3 separate regions of the Mus musculus genome follow, and regions 1 and 3 are each linked to region 2. The links are chromatin loops, found by intact Hi-C in ENCODE. Cell type or tissue: left cerebral cortex. All regions are shown on one strand.

Evidence for each region. A loop is a pair of places that touch in the nucleus more often than their neighbours do. Peaks named below come from ENCODE experiments on the same cell type or tissue, not always from the same donor. Only the 100,000 strongest peaks of a DNase experiment are listed, where the experiment ranks them.
Region 1: a loop joins it to region 2, with 4 times the contacts of the local background. A loop is called at or near these places in 2 of 42 quality-filtered maps.
Region 3: it touches region 2 in a loop (4-fold over the local background); 7 of 42 quality-filtered maps call a loop at or near these places.

Annotation. Positions count from the first base shown.
Region 1 is chr9:64,631,420-64,639,419 of GRCm38, forward strand. Megf11 (multiple EGF-like-domains 11) reads left to right here. Exons shown (of 25, transcript NM_001134399.1): 6 at 6,816-7,062. Among named protein-coding and RNA genes, the nearest start is that of Gm36311, 51 kb to the right of the region's middle. In left cerebral cortex, no CTCF peak of the experiment used is centred here; DNase peaks (open chromatin) are centred at 4,181, 4,893, 5,167 and 5,767; H3K27ac peaks cover 1,790 bases.
Region 2 is chr9:64,497,677-64,505,676 of GRCm38, forward strand. Megf11 (multiple EGF-like-domains 11) reads left to right here. Exons shown (of 25, transcript NM_001134399.1): 2 at 3,847-3,947. The coding sequence starts at 3,853. Among named protein-coding and RNA genes, the nearest start is that of Megf11, 120 kb to the left of the region's middle. In left cerebral cortex, a CTCF peak has its summit at 3,882; DNase peaks (open chromatin) are centred at 1,457, 3,717 and 6,959; H3K27ac peaks cover 408 bases.
Region 3 is chr9:64,381,801-64,389,800 of GRCm38, forward strand. It overlaps Megf11 (multiple EGF-like-domains 11), which reads left to right and starts at 3,826. Exons shown (of 25, transcript NM_001134399.1): 1 at 3,826-4,028. In left cerebral cortex, a CTCF peak has its summit at 4,799; DNase peaks (open chromatin) are centred at 3,885 and 5,124; H3K4me3 peaks cover 2,033 bases.

The DNA of each region.
Region 1 (8,000 bases), 130 kb after region 2:
CACATTGCCCGCTACTGTCTCCTAACACGTTGGCAGTAGAAATGGACCTGGCTGGCTCTGCTCAGTCCTACCTTGTGCCCCAGCTCCAGGACCTCTTGGTTCCCCCACAAGTGTACAGCAGGTATAGCTGTCACCCCCAGACTGGCCCAGAACCTGCTGCCTCTCCGCTCTGTGGGTCAGCACCACCTTTCACTTACTTGCCTGTTTGTCAAGCTGGTAAATGGTATTCTTACATGTTATTTAATAACTCAGTTATTAATATGACCTGGCCAGCCCCCAATAATCGAGGCAGAGTCCTATGATTTTTTTTTAAAATCAGCTTTAGCACAATTACTGGGCGATATTCTGCTCATCTATTTTTCTATACACTAGACTGTTAATTCCCCAGCTGCGCTCCCCAGTACTCGCTGTTTGAGTCTCGCCCAGGTTAGGGTTATTTCTGCTCCACCAGTCTGTCTTCAGGGGGCATTTCTCCTGGCCAGGTGCTCCTGGTCCATCTTGTCTAGTGGAGACCTCTTCTTCCTCTCCTCATGATCCCTACCTGCAGCACTCGGCCCATTACCAAAATCCTGCCTACCTCTATTCTCCTCAGTAATTATCTGTAGTCACTTTTATTTAACCAATAGCTTTAAATTGGGGAGGGAAGTTTACATAACAAAGGCTAGTATATGTGAGAATCCACTAGTGGGGAGGGTGGATCTTGGAGTTTAGAATTTAGCATTTGTCTGCACAGCTCCAGACCAACCCCTAACACAGTCAGACTGGACTTCTCAGGCCCTAGCACACAGTGCAGGCCCAGCAACTGTTTGATGCATGGATAATGAGCCTCTCTCCCGACAACTGGTGTGCTGGGGTAGAAAGGGCCGGGTGGATACAGTCTACCAGTCTCAATCTCTAGTTCTTTACTATGTGGCCACTGGGGAGTCCTGCCACATCAGGAGATGGAGGGACATGGAGGCACAGTCCTCACTGGACATGGCTGCAGGGAGCACAGGTGCCATTGGAGGTTAAGGGAACACCACAGAGAGGGTAGCCAGTGCAATGAATAGACCTCTAAAAAAGCTCGTGGTCCGTCAGTATAATCCTATGCTCCGAGTGTCTGTCAAGACTGGGACAGTGTCTGGAGATTCGAGTTTGGATCTACAGTACTTGGGTCTGTGAATATCTAATTGCAACCATCTCAGTGGAGGGAGGAGAGTTGAGGGATGGATCCTCTCAGATCCCAGGAGCCTCCCTGCTCCACTGGCCCAAGTGGGCACAATTAGCATCACAAGCTTAGGAAGGAAGAGGCCCAGCCCTTGCCTGTTCCAGTTTCTGGATGAGGACCCCTTTGGCATTTGGACATTAGGGCAAGCCAGTGTGACTGGATCTTGAAAACATTATGTTAAGCGAAATAAGTCAGATACAAACATCTGCTCCTGTATGGTTTCACTCTTACGAATGGCTGGCGTTGGCAAATGAGGAAAGATTGAGGTTTCGTGACGGCCAAGTATGGGAAGTCATTGTAATTGGTTGTAGGAGTATCTCTGGAGGCTGCTAGAAGGTTTGGAAATGATAGTGTTAACACACATGACAAATGCTATCAGGTTGTGTACATATGTGAATAATATGGGAATTTTATGCCACATAACTCAATAGAAAATATTAATAAGTCAATATGTTACCTGAAGAGAATAAAGTGATAGGAAATAGTATCAGCCATGGAAAACCAGGGACCACTATTTATACATAAACTAACCTCTAAACAAGGTACTGATGGGAAGTGACCCTCTGTTCTTCATCCTGCAACCCAGGCTGGCTTCAAACTACTGTATAGCGGAGGATGACCTCGAACCCCTGACCCTGCTGCTTCTACCTTCAGGGTGCTGGGATTACGGATCTGTACCACCAAGCCTGTTTATGCTGTGCACTCTGCCAACTGAGCTACAGCCTTAATTGTCATCTCTGTGGATGATGGCTAGCTGCCAGCATCCTGCATCTCCCTGCACTGACACCAGGCCTTACCCAGCAGGTAGCAGCCCAGACTCTCAGTCACTTCCTAGCTGTGACTTGAAATAAGTTATTTATCCTCTCTGAGCCTCCCTTCCTTGTCTGAAAAATGGGGATAGTAATAGCATCCATGACCCTAAGTGTGAAAAGTCAACTTGGCACCTGCAGTACACGGCCTGGTTGTATAGTAACTGCTCCATCAAATATGGCGACAAACTGAGAAGCCTGTTTATAGCGAAGTCACGAAGTCACGGTGGAAGAGAGCTGTCAAACCGCTCCCTGTTGTGAGGACCCAAAACCCACAAGGCTGGATCCTGGAGTCTGAAGGGGTCAGGTGGGAGGGGCTGAGCTGCCGGCCTTGTACATCTGGGTATCCCTTAAGCCCTGGGTAGCTGCTCAGAGAAGCTGAAAAATCAGCAGAAACCAAATATAATTAGAGAGCAGAGTCCATGAAAGGGTGAAGGGAAAAAAAAGCCCACCTACGTGAGGTTTGACACGGCCTGGCTCAATTGGTCAGAGTGCGTAGATCCACGGAGGAGCACCAGGCCCCTGTAATTGCAGACTGATCGCTCTACTTGCCTTCAGCAGAGTAGATAATTAACTCTCCCGGCTCCGTCTCATTTCCCTATCACCACTGAGGAATGAGGAGTTTTTATGTGAATTTTTCCAGATAACTGAAGTTGATCCCTGTGGTCCCTAACATTTTTTCCCATTGAGTTACTCTGGGGGAGAAATTTCTCTGCGATGGGTGACAAGCTTCCTCGCTTCCCTGGTCAGAACTGTTTAACTTAGCTCAGCTTCCTCCTGCTGGCTCAGATACCAGCGGCTGTGTGTCTGTCCTCTGATGGCTGCAGGTAGCTGTACTTTCTTAGTCTCTGTGTTTTCTGTTTATTTCCATGCTTTCCTGTTTGGACACAAAGTTGTCGGGGTGTGGATGTGTGTACATGTGTGTACAGGTGCAGATGTATGAGTATGTGTGTGCGTGTGCGTGTGCGTGCGTGTGTAAATGCCACAGTATGAGTATGGATGTCAGAGGACAACTTTCCAGAATCTGTTCTCTCCTTACACCACTTAGGTCCTGGGGCTGAACTCAGGTCTTCAGTCTTGGTGGCAATCACCTTCATCTAATTAGCTATCCCACTAGCCCACCACCTTATTTTTGAGACAGTCTCGTACTGAGTCTGAAGCTAAGTTGGCTGGCCAGTGAGATTTTGAGATCTGTCTGTCTCTGCTGTACAAAACCGAGGTTGCATGCTTAATGTGGGGATTTGAACTCGGGCCCTTCTGCTTTCACAGCAAGTGCTCTTACCCACTGAGCCATCTCCTTAGCCCTGCCTTGTGGTTTTAGGAGCTTCATAGCACTGGGACACAAATATAGGCATGTTTATATTCACATCTGTTTGTAGTGTGAGGAGCCGGAGTTGTAGTCTCATGACTTCTACAATGTCCTAAGCCACCTTTATTCCTATACTGTCATGGAGTGCTGAGTTCTGTGATTCTGTGTCAGCCACACCCCACGATAAACCATTTATCTCCAGAGATGGCAAGTCACCTCTTGCATGTTGTATAAACTTTCCTGGCAAGACATTTAAAAAAGAAAATCTACTTACCTGAGATGAGGCATCAAATAACAGATTCCACAAATGAAACAAAGTAACAATTTCACCAAAGTGCAAATTGACAAAACTGTGAGTTTAATGGGCTTATTTCCAGAACAGGAATGAGAAGTCACTGAAAGGAATTAGGGGGCCACATAACTGAAAAAGTCTCACCCTCGCTTGCATGGATGACAACTTCCTCATAGCTACAGAGATGGAGTGTCTCCTTTAATTAACCCACCCCACCCCCTGTATACTCCAGAACCCCCCAAGACCCCAAGCATCTGGGACAGAAGTACACACAGCTAGGAGGGAGATGTAGGAAGGAGAAACTGGAGGCCACACTCTCATCTGTGGAGGAACATCAACAGGCCTGATCTTGATGGTTCCTGCAAGTGGTCACAGCAGATTGGTGAAGGTGGCAGTGTCTATTATGCTCAGAGAACAGTGCTCTACAACACGTCACCCCTAGGCACTTGGGAGATACCAAGGGGACAAGTGAGGGATGAGAGTGGCTAAGTAAAGCTCCAAGTCCCTGTGACAACATTCTGTCTCCTTATCCAGGACACGGTTTTGTTATATTCTGTTTGGGGCTGTTCCAGAGAGAATGGAGGTTACTGCCAGACATGGCAGGTCACACCCACAACACTTTGGAGGCTCAGTAAGTGTTTGAGGCCAACTTGAGCTGCATAGTGAAATCCTCTCAATAAAGAAAAGAAAAAATTAGGAAGGTATGGATTTGTACCTGAAATGCAAAATGTCACTAGGTACCCAGTGGGACATGAAGGGATGCTACTAGCTTCAGATTTTCAGTTTCATGTAGGGTCACTGTGGCCCCAGAAGATGTAGGAATTGCTTGTCTAGATCCTGAGGCTGCTCACAGTGGTGGGTGGAGAAGAAACAGCCAGCTCTGAGCTATCACTCATCTGCTTTACAGCCACCCTCCAAGCTTCCCATCTTGGAATCCCCCAGTGAGTCTCCCATGGACCTGAGCAAAGACCTGGAATCAGAATGCTTTTGGGCTGCCCTGCAACAATGTAACTTCCATGACCCTCTGACTTGCGGTCTATAACTTAGAGAATGAAGGGAACCTGTGAGGGTTAGATACTGTTCCTGCATCCAACTTCCAGGATGGGGCCTGGCACGTGGGGAGATTTAAACAGCCCTGTCATTGTTATAATGGAATCACAGCACATACACGTTGAATGCTAACTATGTGCGCTTGGCAATGAAGAGAGAGGGAGGAGGGGTACCACTCACTGGTTAAAGTGCTTGTCTAGATCCCCAGGACTTATGTAAATGTCTGTGGGTGTGGAGGCTGCCTGTACTTCCAGCTTTAGAAAGTAGAGACAGGGATCCCCAGAACAAGCTGGCAGGGGAGACTAGCCACATCCACAAGCTCTGGGTTTGGCTGCGAGACCCTGCCTCACTGAATGAGGGGAAGGGTGACTGAGGGCGATCCCTGACTTCACCTTGAGCCTCCTTGAGCACGTGTACATACACACATGCGTGTACATACACACATGCAAACATGCATATATACACATTCCAAACTGGGAAAGAGAACGAGTGAGCGCACACACAGTGGATAATTCTGTCAGTCTTCTCACCCGCTGGGAAGGTTTCCTGGAAAGAGAGTGAGCTGGGGGATGCTGCACTGCTACCCTTCAGCTTCTCTGTCCCGTGAGCCGCTCTCAGCATGAGAGGAGCCTGTCACTCTGAGTAGACTGGGAAACTGAAGGCGATGTCCACTCATAGTTTGGCAGCCCAGTCTATTTGTGTCAATATTCAAGGCACAGATGAAGAAGGCCACAGATGAATAAGCCAAGATGAGGGGGTGTGGATCAGAGACTCAGTAGTTCTGTCTACTGCAGGGTAAACAGATGCAGGCTTCTGGATAGTGACCCAACCCACTATCAGGAGAGATTTGTGTGACCCTGGCAAAGCTGGTGGAGCGCCAGCATGTTCACAGGCCACACCCATCTCTGCCTTCTTGTGCCTGCTTAGCACCTGAGTGCTTCTGTGTATCTGTTCACCCCAAGGACACCCTTCCCATACCACTCACCTGACCCTTTCCTCCCAGGGTCTAAATCCTAGAAAGCTTGGGTACAAAGATCAGCTGGCCATCTGTGCCCACAGGCAGCAGAGCCACCCTCCACTCCAGCTTGCCCAGGGCTGAGGTGCTCTTTGGAATTGAGGACTTTCGGTGCTGAAAGCAAGACAGATGGTCCTCTGGCAGGCAGACAAGTGAGCCATCTTTCACTGCCCTCTTGCAATGTGGAGCCCTCACCTGACTGCCTTAACTGGAAGCAATCTTTCTTGCCTAGAAACAGAAATCCTAGAACAGTATTTGTGCCTGTCATTAACCAAACTCCACTCCCACTCAAAGCTCCCAGTTGTTGGGGGACGTCTTATATTTGTTGTGCCCTGAGTGCACCAAAAGGGTCAAAGTGGGAGGTGATAACAGGCTGGGTAACTTTCCTGAAGTTCTGGGCTACTCTGTCCCTTTCCGTGGCTTAGAATGCAGGTCTCCAGAAAGCCATCAGTCTTGGAAACATTTAATTACAGGAATGGATCTCCTAGGTTGTCTGTCACCTCCCAGGGATACAATTTTTTTTTCCTGCTCTTTCTGAAGGAGCTTGGGCAGTGAGGAAATTGAACTGAGGAAGCAAGTAGGGGGCCTGAAAGTATTCCTGGAAGGGAGGAGGAGGAGGGAAGGGAGAGCCAGGGGTGTGCACAGTGAGTCAGAACCGTCCTTAAGTAAATGAGAATGTGAGAGGTTAAGACTGTGAGTGGGACAGAGAAAAGAGGGCTTCACAGGCCGACATGAGGCTGGGCCCAGCTGCCTGGAGAGGAACAGGGTCACAGAGCAAGGTGGCAGGCATGGCAAGAAAAGGTCCAGCTGAGAGGAGTAAGGATAGATAGACCAACCAAAGAGAGCTTCCCAGAGACAGAGGGAGGCAGAAAGCTGTGACCAGGTTTGCATTGGAGGAGGTGCCCGTGGCATCGATTGAAGTGAGCAGCAGCGCTGGAAGGCCTTTGAGGCTATGCCTTCTTTAGCTCCCGTGAACACTCGGTGGCTTGGTGGAGCCTGACAGAGGTCTCCAGATGCCAAGGACTCCATCCAGATACCCGCAACAGCTTGGTCTCCAGGGGCAGAGGAGATGGTAAGGCCAAGTGGACCCTCGTTCTAAGGAAAGCTCTGACCCAGAGTATCCTTTTTTGCAGGCTGTGACAGCGAGCACTGGGGTCCCCACTGCAGCAACCGGTGTCAGTGTCAGAACGGCGCCCTGTGCAACCCTATCACCGGCGCCTGCGTGTGCGCCCCGGGCTTCCGAGGCTGGCGCTGTGAGGAACTCTGCGCTCCTGGTACTCACGGCAAGGGCTGCCAGCTGCTCTGTCAGTGCCACCATGGCGCCAGCTGTGACCCGCGCACTGGCGAGTGCCTCTGCGCTCCTGGCTACACAGGCGTTTAGTGAGTAGCGAGGGCGTGGCTTGGGGTGGGGCCAGGGCGAGATCAGGACTCCAGGGGTGGGGAAAGAGGGGTGGGGCAGAGCCAGGAGACTCTGCTGGATGCCCAGCTGGGGACAGGGTGGGGGGGGGTGGGGGGGTGTAGGGAGGTGGGTAGCGTGGCCTGAATGACCCTGGTTTGGAACAGGTCAGGGCTGTGGCCTGGAGGCTCTCACCAGGGCTTTCAAGGCTTTTGGGCCACTTCTTAGCACCCTAGTAGGCAGGAAGAGCAGAAAGTCCCGGTTGTGACATCTGCCCTCTGACCCCAAGTGCCCCAGTGTCTTTAAGTACCCAGGCCTCACCCCTACAAGTCTCAGATTCAAGCCCTTAAATACCTGGTCCTACTGGAGACAACTCACATGGCCAGAGGGCCCTTCCTAGTTAAGGGACACAAGTGAGTTTGACCTCCTCTTCTAACTTTCATACTATGCCTGTTTGCCCCATCCTAATTGGGCCTGGTTAGAGCCCATCTGATGTATCATGTGCAGATTGGCCCCTCACTTCTGTGTCCTGGGGAAGCCATACTGATAGGGATTCCCCAGGGCAGCTTATTGGACACTCTCACAGACAAGACTGGTGCTGTCTTTCCAGCCCAGCTGAGGCTCTCTAGTGTTCTCTTAGATCCATAGCAGAAGCCAAGGATGCTGGCCATAAGACATCCTGGATTGACAGGCTCTCCTGCCCCAGTATCTGATCAGCTCCCATGAGGCCATGGTCATTGGAATGAGACCCAAGGCAATGATACAGACCTTCCCTACACTCCCACAGTGGCTGGTCCCCACACATGGCAGCTGGGAGCCTCTCAGAGCCCAGGAAAGACATTCCTTGGAGTTTCCAGCTTTTACCTTTGAAAACAGGCAGGTTTTCAGGGGCTGGAGAAATGGCTCAGTGGTTAAGAGCACT
Region 2 (8,000 bases):
CCACTTGCTGCTGTCAGTGGGTCTCAGTTATCCTGAGAGCTGTTTTGGGTTTTTCAGGCATAGGTAGGTGCTAGAAGGACTTCCTTTTACTCTAGCCATGGTGGGGGCGTGGACTGATTAGACCCCACTAGCAGGTGTGAGTCACCTCCCAGTCAACTCTCTGCCCCTCCATTCATCAGCTACAATGCCGCCTACCCTCTGAGGCAGGAAAAAGCCCCCTAACTCTGGAGCCTGGCTCCCCTCTCTGCTTCTTAGCATGCAGGGAGAGGGAGGAGACAGAGGGAAGAAGCCAGCTGACTTATTTACATGTCTCTCCCTCTGAAATGATCCTGGGGCGCTTTCTTATTTAATTATTAATGCCCTGGTGGTGCCTGATACGTTAACCTCTGTCACTCCAAATGGAGTCACCTAATAACCATGGTGGCAGGATTGATTTTCCCTTGGTCATCTCATAAGCATATGTCTTTGGTCTTTGTGCTCCCTGAGAGCCCCCAGGAAGTCCCACTAAAGTGATTGGGGAGGAGATGCCCTCACATGCTGACAGCTTCTTTCTGGTTGCTTTTCTGTCTTCTTAATTGAAGTGTCAGAGACTGGGTGATGCAGTTGTTTGGGAGTCAGTCCATGAAGCAGAGGTGTAGGGTCCCCACCATTGGTTGCTTCCAACATGTTGGAAAGATAAAGGAAGCGTGCTAGTAAGATGGCAGAGTAGGCAGGGTGACCACACTGGAGCATGGGGCCTTAGCTGTCACTGGCCGGGGCTCAAAGGGGATGTTTTCAGTGGTGCTGACCTTTGTCAGGCTCTGCTGGGTAGTAGTAGAAGCTATCTGACTGGGCAGAGTTGAAGACAAAGGACAGACTGAAGAGAGAGATGGAGCAGGGGTGAAGACGCCTAGCCTGATTAAAAAAAAAAAAGGTGTATGTATGTGTGTTCACATGTATGTGTGTATGTGTGTGATGTGTGTGTATGTTCACAAGTGTGTGTGTGTGTGTGTGTGTGTATGCGCGCGCGCGCGTGCGTGTGTGCACACGTGCATGCGGGTTCCTATACCCCTTTGTGTACAGAGGCCAGAAGAGGACACCAGGCATCCCTCTGCATCATTCTCCACCTTATTCTCTTGGTTCAGAGTCTCTCACTGAACCCAGAGCTAAACTGGCAGCCAGCGATCCTCAGCCCGTCTCCATCCCCCACAGAGGTTCGTGGTGTGCGCACAGTCATACCCAGTGCTTTGATACAAACTTAGGTCCTCGTGCTTCTGCAGCAAGAGCTCTTAGTCACTAAGCTGTATCCGAATCTTCTTGATTGATTGACTGACCTCCTGGTTGGTTGATTTCGATGCTGGAAGGGAGCTCAGGGCCTAGTACACACTATGCAACTGCTGTAGTACTGAGCCCCATCCACAGCCTAGGATACGATTCAGACTTGGCCAGGCTCCAGGAAAGACTGAATGGCAGAGGTTCTGAGAGGCTTTGCCAATTCCCCTGTAATGTTGGACGTCCTTCTCTCCCTCCCCCACTAGAACTGGGCATGGTCCCCGGTAAAGACTTGGTATCTTAGGCCTCAAACTGTCAGTCTAAACATCATTTCCTCCACTCCACCCATCTCTTCTAGAGTGCTCATTCAGACAACTGTCACCCTCTCTGCCATGGTCAGTCTCCAGTGATTCCTGCCAATAAGAGGTAAACGGTGCCATTCAGACCTGACTCAACAAGAAAGCTTTAGTTAAGACTTTTGTTGTTGTTGCTACTGCTGCTGTCGTTCTCGCAAGACAGGGTTTCTCTGTGTCATCCTGGCTGTCCTGTAACATTCTCTGAGATCTACCTGATTCTGCCTCCAAAGTCCTAGTTAAAAGGCATGTGCTACCATACCTGGCTTAGTGAAGACTTCTAAAGAGCTTGCCCATGATGGCTCTGATCCAAGTCGCCATCCCTCTTGTTATCATGGGTCCTTTGATAGATTCAAAGCCTACTAAATTTAAAAGTGCCATCTTAGGGCTACACAGGAAACAGGGACAAGACACGTTCTGCATTCAAGTCTTATTTGCCTTCCTGAGTTCTGTGTGTATCATTCCTTCCTTCCAGGGATACTCAATCGTCCCAGACCCCCACAGAAAAGATGTTCATGCCTTTTCTGGCTTTCCAACTCTTTCTGTCACTGGGTGCCCTTTTGAGTCTACTTGAATATCCTAGTGGAGGATGAAGTGGTTATGTGGATGCTGACAATGGCTGCTGCCTTCAAGCTGTGCTGTGTGGACTCCAGGTTGCGTGTGGCAGTTGCTGAGTCTCTGCTGCTAAACTTGGGAGGAGAGAAGGTGGGACCAGGAGAGTAGCTGCACCTCTTGGGCTTTGCCAGTTTAGAGAGAAGCAATGGAGCCACCCTTCCTCCCCCCCCCCGCCCCCCCCCAGGGATCTGTAAATGTCCTTGATCTCCAGCTAAATCTGCACTTAGCTGGGTGATTTCCAGAATGAATGTAGAAAGTACAGCCTCATTAGTCATTAATTTAGACCCCATGGTTACACAGGATTTGTGATGATTGGCTTGTTGCTGAAGGAGCTGCTTAAAAAAAGAATTTAACAAGGAAGTGAGGGAGGTGGGGGTCAAGCAGTTAAGCTTCCAGGAGAAAGGGGCCGCATGGAGGACTGGATCTCGGGATGTGTGCAGATATGTGCCTTTCCCGTTTGTCCTCCCAGGAGGGGAAATGGCCCTCATCTAAAATCTTAGGGCCTGTGGGCTAGATAACCAACCATTTCAAATCTGGGGAATGATTTCCAATGTCAAAATGTTTTCCTCAGCCCTGCTTAATGGAAAGTGTATTTCTTTTAGTGTCAGAAGTTGAAAAGAAAAGCTATTCTGGATTCATTAAAACCTTTAAATAAATCCCAATAGAACCTCTTCCATGAGTCATGGCATTGGGTCAGCTCACAAAGGACACTGGGACTCATGAGGTCCAGCTCCACAGGAAGTGTCCTCGCTGCTCTGTGTGTGTCCCCCGTGGTGGGGACATTTAGACTAGAAGCTGTTCTCTAAGGCTGTAGTGTAGGGTTATAAGGTCTTGGGGAGTAAGGTCAGTCAGTGACCACTAGCCACCCTCACATGGCTCACTCTCTAGCCTCCTTAAGAAGCTGTGTGTTGTGTCTCTCATTTAGAGATCAAGGTAGTTGGCACTGTGTATCTGTACTAAAAACGTGACATACAATGGTATTTCAGGAGCCTTGATAACCTGGGCATGCTGCTTCCTTAAAGCCCCGTTATCTGACTATCTCGGCTGGTCATCTCAGAGTGGGAATGGTATTTGGTGACCCCAGGGCACTGATATCCTGTAGGAGGAAAGAAGCAGGGGCCCAGAGTTCCAGAGTGTTTCAGAAAGCTGCCTGGGCTCAGTTCCCTGTGGGCTACACTGTCTGCTTCTCTTCCTCGGCATAGGAGGAGTAGGAGGCGATGGGATGACCCAGCCTTGCCAAAGATGAGGAGGAAGGAGATCTGGCCACTACAATGGCCAGATCTGGGTTTCTGTATCAAGGATAGATTTTTTGAGGATGGGGGGTGGGTGGGTGGAGGGATGCTCTGAATTCTGTGAAACTTTAGCCAATGCATTGCATTGCATGTGGGCCTCTTCCTGGAGCGATCTCAGATCCATGACTCAGACTCTTCAGTTACTCAGAGCTGTTGCCATGTTAGTCAACTCTGTAAGTGTGAAGTATCCAGTCTTGACTGCTGTGTGGCAGTTGTGGGAAACCTGCTCTGTTTAGTGCCCGTTCCCTCACTTTGAGGGAGGACCAAGTCTTAGCACCAAACAGATGCCGCAACCGAAGTCTGAGTAAGCCTGTCTTCTCTGTTCTCCCACACAGGCCCCGATGGCGCCGTCTGCGGTGGGCCTCCTTGTCTTCCTTCTGCAAGCTGCTCTTGCTCTGAACCCTGAAGACCCCAATGTGTGTAGCCACTGGGAGAGGTAAGGTGGGCAGCTCAGAGCTGCCACTCTCTGGAGGGCTCATTTTGTATGAGGCACTCTAGAGAACTACCAGAATCAGGAGAGGAAGCAGCTGGCTGTGAAGGTCCTGATGACCAATCAGTAAGGGGAGGCAGGACAGGGTAGCTCCAACTAGGACAAGGTAAAACAGTGTGGATTCCTGAGAGCCAGGACCACAGGGACATGTTGACTGTGGGTGACAGTCTCCTGTTGGACTGTCTTTCCCCTTCCTTCTTTACATCCCCACCCTGTACTAGAGACTTTTCTCATTGCTATGACAAGATATCTAAGAAATACAACTTAAGAAAGGAAGGGTTATTTCTACCCATAGCACCAGGATACAGTGCATCAGAGCAAGGAAAGGACAATTGCAGGAGTATGAGGTAGCTGGTAACATGTGGGAAGCAGAGAGAGAGAGAGATGACCATGTTCATCTCCCTTTCTTCTTCCTGTTCTGTCCAAGACCAGCCTGTGGAATGAAGTTTCTCACCCTTAGGCAGAGCTTCTAACCTCTGTTAACCCAGTCTAGAGATCCCCGCCCCTCCCCCAGGGTTTGCCTTCTAGGTGACTCTAGATCTGGTCAAGTTGGCAGTCAATTTCAATTATTGCATACCCATTTACAGATGAGGGAGTAGAGGCCCGGGGAGCTCTATCCTTGTCTACAGCCAGAGTGGCAGCCAGGGTGAGGAGGCATGCTTTGTGGTCCTAGATGTCTTGATTTTGGACTCTTGGGATGTCTGTCACAGTCTCCAAGGACTGACAGCAATGCAAGAGTAGATAGGTGGCTTGCTACAGGGAGGATGGGAAGGCCTCATCTGTTTTTGCTCTGATCAGGGCTAGCTCTGACAGGGTAGCTGGAGCACAGCAGAGAGCCTGCCTCAAACTGACTGCGGCAGCAAGTCCTAGAGTCTAGGCTAGGTCTCTGCAGATGGTCTGACTTTGAAGTACAAGGTTAAAGTATTGATTTTGGTGAGCAGAAAGACAATGACCAGAGACCCAATCAGGAAAAACCGAATTAAAGCCTGGAATTGATTGGCCATGCTGACCAGGATGGCTCTGCCACTTAGACACTAATAAATCAAATGAATAAAATTAAGATGAAGACCCAGTGGGGCAAGTGGATGGCGGAGGAGGAAAAGTAAGATGGGCCCTGGAGGATGGATGGCCAGCCCCTAGGCAGACAGAAGCATCTCACTGAGGCAGTGCACAGGGGTAGCAGAGACACTCATGGACCAAGAAGAATGGTTGGATGCAAAGGGACAGTGCTTACTCCAGTGTGTTGTCTGGTGACTGGATATCCCGTGTGAAGTTGTAATGACATCAAGGCTAAAGCAAAGAGTATTTCCTGGGAAAGAGTACTGGGAAAGGATGTAAAAGATCTGTGAAGACTTCAGGGCATCCCCTGGGCTTTCTGTTTGCTACCTGTACTTCTTGGGGAGTCTCTGAACTCTGAGCCCAGGGCCAGCTCCATCTGGATAGCAAGGAAAATAAACATCCTCACAGGCTTTGGGAGGATCGGGGCACACATTTCACAAATGTGCTTTGTAATCACCGTCTTCATATTGGCAATTCCAGCTCGGGGGTTATTATCAACTCAGTTGCACACTAAACTCACTAGGGGTGTGTGAATGCAGGCTTTGCAGCCCAGCCCAGAGACTCAGAATCAGTCTTATATCTTTTATGTTTTCCCTTTTCCTCCTGGTTGGTGAATCTCAGCTTCTGTTTCCCAGTGTTTAGAGAGCCTCAGTGATAGTTAGAACTCCTCATTAGTCTCTGGTTTGGGGCCTCCTTCTTCAGATAAGCCTGTCCATCATCCACCCAGGTAAGACTGATGTGGTAGCCAGGTTCTAGGGTTCCCGCTGCGTCTCTGGCCATCTGTGTCTTCTTCCAAGGCTCCAGTCTGGATTACTCTCTGTTACAGAGAGCCATTCCTTATGAAAGAACCTGCAATGAATCTATCTAAACTTGAAAGCAAACTCTACTTGTCTCACCTGCTCAACCTGAACAAGGCTGGAATGTGAAACTATCGGAAACGTGCTGACTCTTTGGTGGCTGCAGCTTTCAGCTCAGGTCACAGCCTGCCTGAGAGAACAGGGAGCCACACGGCCACGAAGCCCAGGTCTTTTCCCTCTACCCCTGGGAAGAAGGCCGTCTGCGATACCTGCATCCAGCAGCGTTCTTCCTTCTTGGAATTTCCAGCTCAGCTCCCCCGATACTGTGTTTAGATGTTTCTAGCCTGTGCCGTTCCAGAAACACACCCTGGTTCTCAGAGAGCACTTGGGGATACTTTTCCAGCTGGATGAGCCTAGTTAGTTATATCCCCCACCACAAAACGCAGGGTAGAGCCCCTGCTCCCATCCCCCCACCCCCAGGTAAATCCTGGAGCTACAAGATGGATCAGCACTCATTAGCATGTTGGCAAGTGAGCAATATTAAACCACCCAGCTATGGAAGCAGGGCACACACTTCAGGTTGGAGACTTGGCATTGGTACAAGGCCCTCTAGCTGGATTCACTCAGCCCAAGGATCCTACAAAGCTAGGTCCAACCCCATGACATCAATACCTTTGGGGCTGGTTCCTTGGCCTCAGTCAGTGCTGGAAGAGGAAGCTGAGGCTGCAAGCTCTTGGGCATTTATTCAGCAGCAGGATTCACTCCCTGTCCCCAACATGGAAAGGAGGAAGAATCGGTTCATGCCTAGCACAGGGGGAAAACCACTGCCTGTCATACTGATGAAGGTTAGCATCTATTAAGCACTTACTATGTAGTCTGTAAGCATTTTAAGTGGTTCCCCCCCCCGCCCCCCGCCACTTTCACCCTGAGAGGTGTATACTACTACCATTGTCTGTTGTTTCTCACGGTAATCCATGACATCCTTCATAGATGTCATAGATTTTCAATTGAGGACACAGAGGCTTATGGGAGCTCGGTGGCATGTTTAAGAACACACTACTGAGTGATAGGACACCACCCCCTCTACCCCCCTGCCCAGGCTCTGACTCATTTATCCCCCTTCCAAGAGATGGCCTTGCAAAATGCATTGTGGTGCTATTTTCAACTGAAGTCCTGCAGGAAGCAGGGATGGGTGCTGACCTGCCTGTTTCCTAAGGCCTGGCGATGAACAGGGGCATATGGGCCATGTCTGCATGTACTTGTATGTCTGGGCCACATCTTCCAGGTACCCACATTCAGGGTCATCTTTATCATCCTCAGTGTCAGACAGAACTCCCGCTTGCCTGGATCTCTGAGCACTGCCAAACCATTCCTGTCCTCCTTGCAGGAGTCCAGACCTTTTGCCTTACAGGCGTCGGGGAGCAGACTGTGGCCCCACAGCCCCCAGCCCCCTTGCAAATGAACCAACAGTTTCCTCAGGCAAAGCAGATGGGCTTTTACAGCCTGGGCCCGGCCATCTGGCCCCGGTCAGTGAGCCTTCTGGGGAAAACATGGAACACCAGCCTACATGACAATTAATTCCTGACACGCTCTCCAGCCTGCCCCGGAGGTGTGTGCCATGCGTCAGCAGCCAGGCATCAGTAGCACTGTTTCATGTCACCTGGCCAGGGTGACAAAGCAAATGCCTACTTTGGTGAAGCCCGGAACAGCTTTCCTGTGGCTTCCACCTGCTGGTCTAGGTTATGGCTAATAGGCAGGATGACAATGACTGCTTCCATTGGGAGGGCTGGAGACATCCTCTATGAAGCCCCAGCTATGCTAGAGATAGAATGGACCGGAAGGTCACTGGAAGGACTGGAGAGTTAGGCTGTGTGATGTTCTTTCCTTATCTGCAAAGTGAGATTAATTCTTCTACCTGCTTCATAAGATTGTCTGGGAACAGTCAGTCGGACCAGTGTTGACCTAGAAAACATTAGGGCCTGGTTTGATCTCCCAGAACCCACATTAAACAAACAAACAAGCTGGACACATGATGAGTGTTTGTAATCCCAGAGTGAGGGAGACAGAGACAGGTGGGTCCCCGAGACTCACTGTGGCTACCTAAGTCTCTTTGGCAAGTTCCCAGCCCAATAAGAGTCCCTGT
Region 3 (8,000 bases), 120 kb before region 2:
TAGAGGTCCTGTGGTTCCCTGTAACCCAGGGTGGCTTCCCCAGGTGACTATGTCTCAAGGTTATGTGTGTGAAGTCAGCTCCCAGAGCTGAACACCTTCTTAGGTTCAACCTTTGTCTTTTTGCTGGCCACACCCTGGTCCCCAGCCTGGAGTGCGAGAAGGCACTGTAGCGTTGAGAAAAGACTTCGAACAAGCTGGAGCTCCATTTCAGGTCTGCCACTGGGTTTTGTGGCTTTGAGTAACTTATGCTATTGAAGTCTCCGTTTCCCTTCTTTAAAGGGGGAATGGCAATGTTTGCTGTATAGGATGGTTGTGGCATTATATGTGTATTTTATTAATGTCATAAGCATCTAAAACTTTTTTAAATTACATTTTTATTTAATGGGTGTGTGACTATAGCACTACACACACACACACACACACACACACACACACACACACGTGGAGGCCAAAGCGCAAATTCCAGGAGTTGGTTCTTTCCTTCTACCACGTGGGTCCCAGGGATACAACTTAGGTTGCCAGGAATGGCAGCAAGCACCTTTACCCACTGAGCCATTTCACTGGCTCAACATATTGTAAATATCTTCTTATTCTTGTGATGAGGCCAGGTTTGGTGATGGCTCTGAGGAGGGGAAGACATGGAACTAGAGTCAGGGGAGGTACCAGACATCCTTCTCCAGTGCTCCACACTGTCACAGTCCCTTCCCTCTGAAGAGTTCAACACTCCTCCCCACCCCCGCAAAGTTCTGGCCTTTTCCTTATCCAGCCAGTCCCACGTGTCCCTGAGAGTCCCCAGTGGGCTCCCTCCTGGGGTTTTGGGAGGGTCTTTGTAGGAAAGGTGATCCTAGCAAGGAGACCTAGGGGAGGGAAGGCATGAGGGGCCATCTCAGCTAGGAAGGGGGACAGTACCCCTTTTCTTAGCCCTGGGCACCCCTGTCTCTGGGATTTATTTCCAGGAAGGAGGAGTCATTCCAACTTGGACAGAACAGTTCTGGCTTCTGCCCTCTCACCCTGTTCAGGCAGAAAGGCACATCCTTGTGCCCACAGAGGACAGATAACAGCACAAAGACTTGAGTTGGGGTGTCAGATTCTGGGTCCCTCAATCAGCTCATGGTACCTTTTCCCTCCTTCCTAAGGTATAATATGTGTGTGTGCACATATATATGCATATGTGTGTCTATGTATATATATATATGTACATATATATACATACATACATATATATATATATATATATATATATATATATATATATATATATATAATGATAGAACATACTTCTATGTATCGCTCAGTTGGTAGAGTGCATGCCTCACATGCATGAAGTCCTGGGTTTGATTCCCAGCACTGTGTAAAACCTGGCATAGTGCCATACACCTGGAATCCTAGCACTTGGGAGGTGGAGGCGAAAGATCAGAAGTTCAAGGTCATCCTTAGTTAAGTTCAAGGGCAGCCTGGCACGGCTCATCACCAGCACATTCAGCTGAGTGTAAGCTTTTGGGTGGCGACTGGACTTTGTTTGAGATTCTACCCTTTGGTGAGTAGCATAGTCTTAGATGTTACAGCTTCCCAAATAAACTTGGAGAAGTTGGGCCAGGCCAAGCACTATTGTGCCTCCTGCAAGCAGGCTCTCCTGGCAAGTGAATGATGGATTGTAGGTTCCGGCCGACCCCAAGCTGACTCCTAGAGATGTTTGCTAAAAGTGCTTCTGGCTCTGTTGTGACATGTGTTCTTGGAGGCCTGCCATCTGGGCAGGGAAAGCCCAGCTTTATAGATCCGTGCAGCTTTTTAGAGTATGGCAGAAAACCAGGCACCCACCCCCCTGTCCCTCAGCAGTCCTTAGACACATGATCCCTGCCTGGCAGTATGTGAGTGCAGCCAAGGAACGAGCCGGGCAGGACAGCCTGCTTTGTGCTGCTCTAGAGCACAATGGGTATCCAGAAAGACCCACCCAGCTCCACGAATCCACCAGCCCACTTAGACATTTCTACCACACAGAAAGTCAGAGTGAGAGGCACGGTAAATAAAGGTGGAGCTCAGAATCCAAGAGCCACTGTGCAGAGGAAGCTGTGTAAGCCTAGACTAATTTTAATTAAGCTAATATTAACCGCAGACAGTGGCCAAGTGCCACCAGTCACTGTTCCAGGAAATGGGCTTTGGTTTAATCCTCAGAAGGCTTGTGGTAATGTTAGCATTCCCATTTTACAAACAGGGAAACTGAAGCTAGAGGGACTCAGTGATCTTTCTAATGTCACAGTGAGTGGAGCTGGCTTCCCAGTGTGAGACTCACACCCCCTAGGGCTATGAAGTTGGGAACTTTTTCCAATGTCAGATTTGGTCTCCTCACTGCCAGATGGGGAACTTCATATATCACTAGATGGTTGGTCCTGCAAAGGAGGGGCTAGAGCACTAGAGAAGGCAGGAAGCTCCTGGGGTGCAGAATTTAAGGAGGGACTCACTCTGGCGGGTGAGTGACCCGGGTGTTTGCTAAGTGCTTCACCCGGTTTCAAGCTCTACTTTTATGTTGTGAACAAGAGGCTCTGCCATCTGTTGTCCGTTTAGTTTGACATTCCAAGGTAAGGAACTGCTGGGGAGGTTGGTTTGGAGTTTTGGGACCTGAAACCCCAATGCAGAAAGATCTCATCTGCTCACACCATTCCTGCAGAAGCCTAGCACTTACTGGATGAACCTGGTCTGGTGCTTGCAGAGCAGGGCTGCCTGTTGTGGGCCAATGGGAAGAGGGCTTCTTCTTATTTCTCCAAACCCCACTGGGCTGAAATGGACAGATGACAGGGAGTACACTCCTGGGGAAAGAGCTGGATCCTCAGGCTGCACGGGAGCCTGGGTCGAGTGGCTTGTCCCAAAGCCACAGACAATCTGCCTGTTCTAGTGGCAAAATTCTCCCTCCGGGTGCAGGACACCTTTCCCAAGTGTGGGACCCCACCTCACTTCAAGGGAAGGAAACACCCCACCACCCCCACCTCTGGCAAACAGGGAAGCAGGAGTGAGCCCCTCATATCTTGGAAAGGAGTAGGGGTGACCAGCAGGTGTTCCCACCACCTGGCTAGGACCCACTTACAAGCACACGAGGTGTAGTCTAAAGTGTCACCTGACTGAAGACTTCCAGGTGGCTCTGGGTGCAGTGCCAGGCCTCTGACACCCTATCATTAACATGCACCCTCCTCTGCCCCCCCCCACCCCCCATCTCATCCCCTGTTCGAAGACCTTGAAGTCTACAAGAAGCCCCGCTGGTTTAAGTCCAGCCTTTGGAGTTGACCACAGCAGTCCAGCCTTTGGAGTTGACCACAGCATGGCAAGTTCTTACTCTGGGGCCTGGCTGTCTGCACTTTACCTGGTGCAGCTCAGCTTGTTCTGCACACTGAGTTCTTTGCTTTTCTAGCTTTCCCTGGGTATCTATCTGTACTCAGCTTGTTAAAAGCTCAGTTTGGGGCATATTCCTGGTCCCCTTCCATCCTGGGCTAGCTTCGCCAGCCAGAGCTTCTACAAAGAACAGGTGCAGAGGCCACGCTAATCGGTCGGTCAGAAGGAAAAAAAAAAGGGGGGGGGGAGGGAGAAGGGAGTCGCGAGGGGTTAAAAGGAAGAGATACAGAAAAGAGAGAGCGGGGGAAAAACGGTAAAAGAACGATAACGGGTGGATGCAGAGTAGGGAAGTGAGAAGAGAACAGAGGGAATTAAAGAAGGCAACCGGCAGAGAGAAAGCTAGGAAAAAGAGCGAGGGAATGCGCGCGATCGCAGGGTCTGAAAAGAGGTGGGAGGGAGAGGGAGAGCGGAGGGAGGAGGGAAGAGGGAGGGGCCGAGGGACGCAGGGGGGTGGGGGCTGCCGTGGCAGCAGTCGCAGCGGCTCCAGCCTCCTGCTTGCTCACTCGTTCTCAGTGCCCGGAGCCGGCTGCCCGGCTCGGGGCGGTTCGCAGCTCCCTCTCCTGCCTGGGGACCTGAAGCCGCTCCGGCTCCGGGGTATAGGACCGCGCGACTGGCTGGCCCAAGCCCGGGGCGCGCCACGGAAGCAGGTAGATGGTTGGGTGGGGTCCGCGGGGACCCGGAGCCTCGGAGCACTGTGGGTGCATTGGGTCGGGGTGTGGGTTCCAGTTCAGGGGAGGGGGCTTTGCAGCGTCGCGACTAACTTTCCACCAGCTCCGTGGGTCCTCCGTGGCCAGGTCCCGGCTCTAGAAGGCGAGTTTGGCGAGGGGCAGAAGGTGGATGGCTGGGCTTGCGGGAGCGCCCGGGGGTCTATGCGAGACGTAGAGAGCCTCGGCTGGGCCAGGCGCGCGTCCTCTGGCCGCAGTCAGGACGCAGCGGCCGCCGCGTCTCCACGTGCGGGGGAAGACCCGAGAGTCGCGGTGCGGGTGTCCGGAAGAAGGAACCTGCCAGCTCTGCGCGAATCTGGGGTCTCCCGGCCGAGAGCCATTCTAGATGTGCGGGACCTTCGCCCCGCACCGCGTCCTTCCGACCCGGGTCCCGACGCAGAGCTGCGGGGCCGCGCGCAGGTCCCCGCGGAGCCCAAGCCCAGCCGGTGCCACGCGCAACGTGGACTCACTCTCTTTTTTTCCTCCTGATCCTGTCTACCCACTTTCACTGAGGGAATCCCGGACGCCCTGCAGTCCTGCGGGTCGCCCCTGGCTACATACCTCCGACCCTCGGCGGAGACCCCAACACCCAAAGTTAAAAGAGAAGCGAGTCCCTCTTCCTGCGCTCGTGGGCGGCTGTCCCGAACTTCCTAACTTCTCTCCCAAACGCGGGCGGTAGTGTTGTAGCTGGGCACACAGTGGTCCTGGTGGCAGCCCTGCGCAGGCACCTTCCCCTAAGACTTGATTTAGTCTTTTAATTTTTAGGAGGAAAAAAAAAAGACTTGAAAAATAGGTAAAACCGTTCCTTCCCGGGACCAAGGTTGCGAGTGGGACGGAGTCACGATCGGTCTGTAGTCTGGGAGCTCTGGGTCTCCGCCTGGCGGGCCCCAGAGCCCTCGAACCCCAGATGCTTTTTCCTGGAACTGCCTCCCACGCTCCATCCCACTGTCGTCGCGTCTCAGAATCCGTCCCCGTGAGTGCCTGCTGCGAGGCCAGCCGGCCTCTTTCCGGGCTGGTGATGCTCTCGAGAAAAACCGGTCCAAGTGACTGGGATCAGATTCTCCCACGCCTGGTCCCTCCGGGAGCCTATACAGCAGGGCCTCCCGCAGGTTGGAGGATGCTTACCAGGAGGTTAGGGCTCCCCGCCTTCCCAGCTCTCTGTGGCAAGGATACTTGTGCCCAGCGCATCTGCGCCCATCACTGTCCTGGGGGAAACTGGGGTTAATGTCCTGACCAGGTGGTGGCGCGCGGCAGGCTGCCGGGACCGTCCCGAGCCTGCCCCGATAGTGTTTTGGCTCCGGGAGTCCAGTGGCTGGATTCGCCGACCCTCATCTCTTTCCAGCGTTCGGTCTTTGTTGGACTGCAAGCCGAAAAGATCTTTTGTGAGGCTTAGCGGAGGTTTAGAAGTAGCAAAAAAGCTGGAGTTCTTTGCAGAGAGGATCATCTACGGGCCATCGCCCCCTCCCTGAAGGTTGGGTTCAGTGTCCCAGAGCATTGACATTAACGCCCAGCCTAGGATGTGAAGCTTAACCTGTTTCTTTGGCGGCTTTTCCTGCGGTGTGCACCAAGCACCGGGCTCTTGCTGTTGCTCACACATTGTTTAAGCCCCTAGAAAATTGAAGCCTGTAACTGCAGTCCTTCCCTTTCCTCCCATTCTGCAGATCAGCCTACTGAAGCCCAAAGAAGTGAAGGGACTCCCTTAGAGCTGACTAAGGGAAGTCTTCCTGCCTAAGGGCTGGGCACCTTTCCTGATTTCCCCCGTTGATTTCCACTTTCTTAGTGTTAGGCCATTGAATGATGAAAAGGCTGGAGGGCCAGGAGGTTGGAAGGTTAGAGGCAGGACACCGTGGGTAACCAGCATCTCCCAAGAGGAGCCATGTCTACTGTATGCCAAGTTTGTGCTTTGCCTGTCTGCTTTAAGATGCCACGGACCTGCCTCTCCGGTGGCCTGTGGGGCACACGTGGAGGGCACAACAGGGGTTGCTGTGTAGCAGAGTCCGGCAGGCACTCTCAGCTGAAACCATTCCCACAGGATCTAGAGTGAGCCTCACGCACTACTACGGGAAGAGAAAGATTTCCCAAGCCAAGGTTTCACTGCTAACCTCAGGCAGTGAAACGGTGTGGGTCAAGGAGAACTCAAGTTCAGCACTTGGCCTACAGGTCCACAACCTCTGTGGAAGGGGAAGGTTAGCAGTTGTCTCTGAAGGCAGAAGTCAGTGACCCTAGGGCCAGGGAGATGGCTGTGGAAGCTGCGGAAGCTGTTACCCCCCTCTCTCCTGCTTGTTTCCCCCCCCCCCCCCGCAAGCTTCCTAGGTTTCACGGAGGCTTCACGCATTCCTTTGCTTCTGCCAAGCCTCACTTATAGAAAGCAGGTGCTGGCAAATGAGATGGTCCAGCCCAGTAAGGGTGCTTGCGGCCAAGCCTGACAACATGAGTTCAATCCTGGAGACTCACGTGGTGGGAGGAGAGAGCTGATTCCCACAAAATTTGTCCTCCTGCCTTCACATGCTTGCTGTGGCATGCACCCTCTCTCCCTAAACACATACATAAACAGACAAGTGTAGTAGATTCTAGGTGCTTGGGTATTCTAGGCTTTGTATGAACTGGGCCTTTCCCCTCCTAGGGACATCTGGTCAACCCTTAGCTCTGCAGCAACTCCTTGGGCCCAGGGACTCAGCCAAGCATGGTCCCCAGCTTACTATGCCGACACCCCAGGTCCTACCCTCCTATGCTTACAGTCTAGTTTCAAGGACAAGGCACATAAACACATAAAGACCTCTGAAGAACGGTTGGCAATGTAACAAATGACCCCAGCCTCACCTCAAGGAGTGACAAGATCTGAAACAGTTGGCCCTGAAGTTTGGAGTGTCAGCTGGTTTTCAGGGGTGATCCAGGACAGCTGTATTGCTGACGTTATTTGTATGTGGCACTGGAGAGCAGCCTGAAGAGTTTCTGCTGGTCAGAGCATGGCAGGAGGGAGCAGAAGCATGTCGGCAACTGTGATCTTGCTAGGTCTCCATAGAGACTGCTGCCAGGTGACTATGTACCTCTGAAACTCCAGCACCAACAGCTGCCTGGTAAGCTCTAGAGCCCCACTGTACAGACTGATAAGTGGAACCTCGGGTCTGTAGACTGGGACAACTGTGCAGTCTAGGGGACCCAGAATTCAGGTGTCCCTGACGAGTCCCATTCAAGTTAAAGTGCTGATCTCCTGAACTGGGGGATGACTCAGTAAAGTGCTTACTGTGCAAGCAAGAGCACCTGAGTTTGAGTCCCACCCAGAACCCTCATGAAAGGCTGAGTATGGTGATATGCCCTTTGTAATCCCAGTGCTGGAACTCACCAGATAGACAGACTGACAGACAGACAGTTTAGCCTAATGGATGAGTCCCAGGTTCTAATGAGAGACCCAGCCTCAAAAACAAAGTGGACACCTCTTGAGGATGACACCTGAGGTTGGCCCCAGCCCTCTGCCTGCATTCATGCACCCACATGTGCAAATGCACACATACAAACACATAAAATAAATACGCATAACAACTGGAGCCCTTCTGTCTGTCTGGAAGGCTGAAGGCGTCATGTTTCTGCAGGGGGTGGGGGGGGGGAGGGCTTAGAGCAGCCCAGCTCCATGGACTCACCCTCAGTGGCGTGATTCAGTGGGCCTGGGGTGGCCTTGCTAATTGCCCTTTCTTTCCAGCTTTCCACCATGCTGATGCTCTCACTGTGAGAACCACACTTTAGGTGTGGACAACAGAGGAAAGGGACTGATTTTCTTGGAGACTCTACTGGAGTGGCTGGGGGTGGGGGGAGCTGGGACAAGGCTGTGATTTAGCACCAGGGACTCCCAGGACACTCTTATATGCGGTCCCATCCCCCCACTCCCCAGGTGGCCGTTGAATTAAAAGAATATTTTAT